2 separate regions of the Homo sapiens genome follow, and region 2 is linked to region 1. A link is an interaction called in ENCODE POLR2A ChIA-PET data of the cell type or tissue named here. Cell type or tissue: CD4-positive, alpha-beta T cell. All regions are shown on one strand.

Region 1 (2,500 bases):
ATGTCCCACGTTCCATTCCCAAACCAAAAACTCCTGATAGGCAGGGGACAAAACACCAGGGTTTCTCAACCATGCTCTGACATTTTGTTTCTTTCTTTTCTTTCTTTCTTCTTCTTCTTCCTCTTCTTCTTCTTCTTCTTCTTCTTCTTCTTCTTCTTCTTCTTCTCCTCCTCCTCCTTCTTCTTTTTCTTCTTTTCTTTTTTTTTTTCTCCTATCTCCCTTTCCTGGTAAACACTGACATTTTGGACGGGATAATTCTTTGCTGTGGGGACTTTCCTGTGTGTTGTGGGATGTTTAGCAACATCTCTAGCCTCTACCCACCAGAGGCCAGTAGCACGTCCCCCCAGTTAAAACAATCCAAAACGACTCCAGATGTTGCAAAATGTCTACTGGGGTGCAAAATCACCCCCATCTGAGAAGCACTGTGCTACTCTGAGAGTCTCCCATCCTTCCTCTGCCCTCCCCAGTTGCAGACAGAGGCTAGGCAGGGGCAGAGGCCATGAACAGCAAGTTTTACTTAGGCCTGGCAGGATGGAGGCCTCTGAGGGAGGCCAGGATTTCAAACTGTTAACACGATGGAGGGAGGGCATGCCCGCGAACCCACTGATGTGATCTCACTCTAGTGGGGTGAGTTTTCCAGAACATGCATTCCCGGATTCCCCATCAGTCATAGGAGGGCCTGGAATAGCTTCTGGGGCAGATGCCCCCGCTTTCCCGGAACAGGCAGAAGGGGGTGTGGGTGTGGTGGGAGTGGCGTAGGGGATTCTTTCCTTCTGTAGATATTTTCCTGGCATTGTTGACAGCCATGTGATTGGTTGAGGGCTGGAGGGGAGGAACTTTCCAGCTGTGGGTGCCTGGGTTCCCGGGAGGCCATCTGACACTGGGATTGTGGGGGATCTGGGTTTTTGGGGATTTTCTTGTTTTTCATTATCTCACCAACCAGAAGCAGGGATGTCTGGGTTTTAGGGTCTGGAGACTGTCTTTGGAGCTGGGACTAAGGGGCTGACTGGTTCCCCTCCAAGGGATGTGGAAGTTGTGAGTGCATACCCCTTAGAGCTGGAGGCTGGGAGGTTTTCAGCGTCTTCACAAGCCACTTTTTGCTTGGAGGTGGTGGGACCTGAGGGAAGACGAGGGTGGGAAGCCTACGGGAGGGGCCTGGGAGGGACAGAGGGAGGGAGGATGGGTGGTGGAAGGCACTGGGCGGGGTAGGATTCCTGTCTTTATCCCAAAACTCACTCCACCAGGAGGCTCAGAACACCCAGAAGCAGGAAAGCTCCGAAGATGGAGAGGAGCAGAATCTTGGCTTCCCAAAGATCCTGACTTCCTGCAGGGAACCCAGGAGGCAGTGAATGATTCTGGGACCCACACGCACCGACTTGGGAGCCCAAGGGCTCAGGGATCTGGGCAAGGTGGGGCGGGGCCAAGATGGGCGTGAGGACCTGGGAAGCAGCGCTTTCGGGGCCAGCAGGACACCTCCGTCCCCTTGCAGGTGGAGCAGTTGTACAGCGTGGTGCTGCCCCCTGCAGGAGACAGCAGAGGCAACGCTGGGGAGGGGAGGCCGGGCCTCCACCCTGCCTGGTACCCAGCTTCCTCCTGCAGCTGCCAGGCCCTCCTCTGACACCCTGCAGGCCCCAGGTCCTTGCTACCCCTTTCCTTTCCTACTCACGGCAGGCGGGGGGACAGAGAGCTGAAATGAAAGACAAGGAAGGGGTGGGGGTGTGAATGGATGAGCTGCTCACCACACATTCCTTTGGTTAAGACCCTAGGCTCCCCTTGAGGCCCATCCCGCATCGGTACCTTCCCTGGTGTACTCAGGGAGCTTGGTCTTTCGAAGCCAACTCCAATATGAAGGGAGTGAGGAGACAGCCTCTTTGATTTCTGGGGAGGCAGACAGCAGCTCCGTTTCCCTGGGCCTCGACGGGGCCAGTTCCCCCTCTCTTCACGCAGCCCCTCCCTGATCAGCCCTCCTGTCTCTACCCCTCCACCCTTCCCTGCCCACCCCAACCCCTGTCACCCGTCCCTCTCCTTGGTATCCTCCCAAGCCCCTAGGTCACTCTTTCCCCTTGACCTCACCCATGACCCTCAGGACTCTGTGAGTCTTCTCTGTGACTTTGTTCATGGACACCTCATCTGTGGAGATGGGCAAGGACCAGCGATTCCCTCATCAGCCCAGGTTCTGGGGTCTCTCCTGACTTTCCCAGATATGGAGCTCTCTCAGAGGGAAAGGCCAGCATGTCCAGAAAGGGCCACAGATGGAGGGCACAGCTGGAAGGTCACATGCCACCCTCTGGGGGTAGGGGGGTGAGTGCTTGCTGGGCCCATCCCTGGATGTCTGGTCCTACCTAAGGCAAAGGCCGAGAAGTCTGGGGAGGCCCCACATTCCTTCTGCCTGGCCTCCATCTGGCTGCAGAGCCGAGCCAGGCGGCCTGACAAGTCGTGGGCTGGGAGGCGACAGAAGACACAAGCCTGGGCGGCTGCCAGGAAAACCCCGCCTAGTGCC
Region 2 (2,500 bases), 99 kb before region 1:
ACCTAGGTGTTGATACCCAAAAGAGCTTCTTCAAGATCCCAAAGAGTAAATCAGATGATACTGCATTTCAGGTGGGTCCAAGACACCTGCCTACCCAGCCCTCAGTCCAATGCAGTCCCCAGAAACGAAATAAGAGGCCCAGATTCCTCGTGAAGGAGTTAAGAGGCAGAGAAGGATAGGGCTTGACAGTATCACCAAACTCTCACTTCAACTGGCAGGGGGCCTGGGTCTCAACCCTCCAGTCTTCAAGGAAAGGGGTCTGGAGGGGGCAAGTGGTACGTGGCGTCCAGGAAGATGACTAGGGTCCCAACGCTGGTGAAGATGATGAAAGTCCACAGGAAGAGGCGGTCCACTACCATGGCCACAAACTGCCAGTCCTCCTTCAGCTGTGGGTAGGCAAAGGAAACTTCCTGAGCTCTGGGCCCAGACCCCCAGGGAAACCCCCCCATTTCCCCGCCCGCTACCCGCTTGAGTCCTCCTACCACTGGTTTGAGGCAACAGCCGGCAGCGCCAACAGGAGAGCGAGACTGCAGGCAATGCATGGGCATAAAGAACCAGTAGGTAAGCAGGGGGTGGGACCAAATGAGGGAGAGGTCCAATCAGAAACGAAAGCGAGGCCGGGCGCGGTGGCTCACGCCTGTAATCCCAGCACTTTGGGAGGCCGAAGCGAGCGGATCACCTGAGGTCAGGAGTTTCAGACCAGCCTGGCCAACATGGTGAAGCCACGTCTCTACTAAAAATACAAAAATTAGCCAGGCGTGGTGGCGCGCCCCTGTCGTCCCAGCTACTCGGCAGGCTGAGGCAGGACAATCGCTTGAACCCGTAGGCGGAGGTTGCAGTGAGCCGAGATCGAGCCACTGCACTCCAGCCTGGGCGACAGAGCGAGACTCTGTCTCAAAAAAAAAAAAAAAAAAAAAAAGCCAAAAAAAAACCACACAAAAAAAACGAAAGCGAGTGCTGGTGCGGAATTTGGGGGTGGGGCCAAGGTCGCCTAGACCTGGCCTTGTTCCACCCCCGTTGGACATACCGCATCGTGGTCCTCCTGTTCCTGCAGCTGTCGAGCGATGTAGCTGATAGAGGAGACGACCTCCCGTAGCTCCGGAAGCAGGGCCACAGCCCGGTTTGGACCATCGATAAATCGCCGCAGATCAGGGGCAGACAGTTCAGGCTGGAACCTGGAAGAGGAGTGACTGGCCACGCCCAAACGCAAAGACAGCCAGTGCCGGCGACCCAGGCCCCGCTCCAGCTGCCTCCAACAACTTGCCAGTTCTCAAAACCCGAGAGCCCATCATGCTTTTCCCTCCAGCAGTGATCTCTCTAGCCTTGTGCAACTTCTTCCACCGCCTCTGTTTTAGTTCCCACCTCCCCTCAAAGTGAGCAGCAGGAGTACTACAACTCCCATGATGCTCAACCACAGCGTCTTCCGAGAGCATGGGCCGCTTCTTCCGCACACTCTTCTGGGAACTGTAGTTCTCCCTCTCCCTCTTATGTGGGTAACGGGCGTAGTCCTACCTATTGGGTTTGGGGAAGAGAAAATCACTTGGCGGCTTCCGGATGAAATATTCATCTGTTCCCCGACCCCAGCCACTTCCTGGAGAAGAACAGTGAGGGGGCTCCGGCATCAGGTCTCTCTCGGGTTTGGGCCTTTTTAGACGCAGGTACAGCGGAAGTTTGTGAATGAAGATCTGCAGAGTAGAAGAGGCGTATTGGTGGGGGCTTTCATGCTTTCAGACCAGAAGGGAAACAGCCAACCACCCCACTCCACATGCCCATTCCCGCGCGTGAGTATGTGCGTGCATATTCTTCCACAAACGAGCTACACAAGGAAATGCAGCCACACAGACCTAAGAGCTCTTTAGTGGGTTGGGCCTGTCGCGGTGGCTCACGCCTGTAATCGCAGCACTTTGGGAAGCCAAGGCAGGTGGATCACCTGAGGTCAGGAGTTCAAGACCAGCCTGGCCAACATGGTGAAACCCTCTCTCTACTAAAAATACAAAAATTAGCTGGGCGTGGTGGCGGGTGCCTGTAATCCCAGCTACTTGGGAGGCTCAGGCAGGAGAATCGCTGGAACCTGGGAGGTGAAGGTTGCAGTGAGCTGAGATTGTGCCATTGCACTCCAGCCTGGCCACAAGAACAAAACTCCATCTCAAAAAAAAAAAAAAAAAAAAAAAAAAGCTATTTAGTGGGTTGGGAGGTATCCCAACTGGAAAGAGAGGGCTTCCAATCTGATAGTACCTAACCCTAAGAATATTTCCCTGGGACCCGAGATGGGCAGTATTGATGAAGAGAGTATGGGATCTGTGAAATGATAATGATGGGGGCTAGCTTAACTGTGCAACATTTCAACACTCAACAAGCTTGGACACTTCAACACTCTGCCACATAGCTATAGTTCTCCCTATGGTCTGTAAAAGGAAAATTGGGGTTGGAGGAGGAGATCTTTCTTACCTGACGGACCCAAAGGGGCATTTGGTGGGTGTGGGGTGAGCGGTGGTGCAGG

What was found. Peaks named below come from ENCODE experiments on the same cell type or tissue, not always from the same donor. Only the 100,000 strongest peaks of a DNase experiment are listed, where the experiment ranks them.
Region 2: POLR2A ChIA-PET joins it to region 1 with 7 read pairs; 15 of 35 experiments call an interaction of 5 or more read pairs at or near these places.

The regions. Positions count from the first base shown.
Region 1 is chr17:7,355,216-7,357,715 of GRCh38, reverse strand. TMEM95 (transmembrane protein 95) reads right to left here. Exons shown (of 7, transcript NM_001320436.2): 1 at 2,343-2,500; 2 at 2,074-2,130; 3 at 1,798-1,878; 4 at 1,667-1,687; 5 at 1,440-1,520; 6 at 1,237-1,324; 7 at 497-1,117. The coding sequence ends at 1,084. Among named protein-coding and RNA genes, the nearest start is that of TMEM95, 1.3 kb to the right of the region's middle. RefSeq lists enhancers at 1,966-2,492, 2,493-2,500. In CD4-positive, alpha-beta T cell, CTCF peaks have their summits at 1,325 and 1,529 (motif pointing left); DNase peaks (open chromatin) are centred at 1,525 and 2,405.
Region 2 is chr17:7,454,469-7,456,968 of GRCh38, reverse strand. CHRNB1 (cholinergic receptor nicotinic beta 1 subunit) reads right to left here. Exons shown (of 11, transcript NM_000747.3): 8 at 2,449-2,500; 9 at 1,513-1,685; 10 at 1,028-1,175; 11 at 1-386. The coding sequence ends at 246. Among named protein-coding and RNA genes, the nearest start is that of CHRNB1, 11 kb to the right of the region's middle. RefSeq lists enhancers at 930-1,089, 1,170-1,249, 777-1,278. In CD4-positive, alpha-beta T cell, no CTCF peak of the experiment used is centred here; DNase peaks (open chromatin) are centred at 528, 988 and 1,418; H3K4me3 peaks cover 2,236 bases; H3K27ac peaks cover 1,757 bases.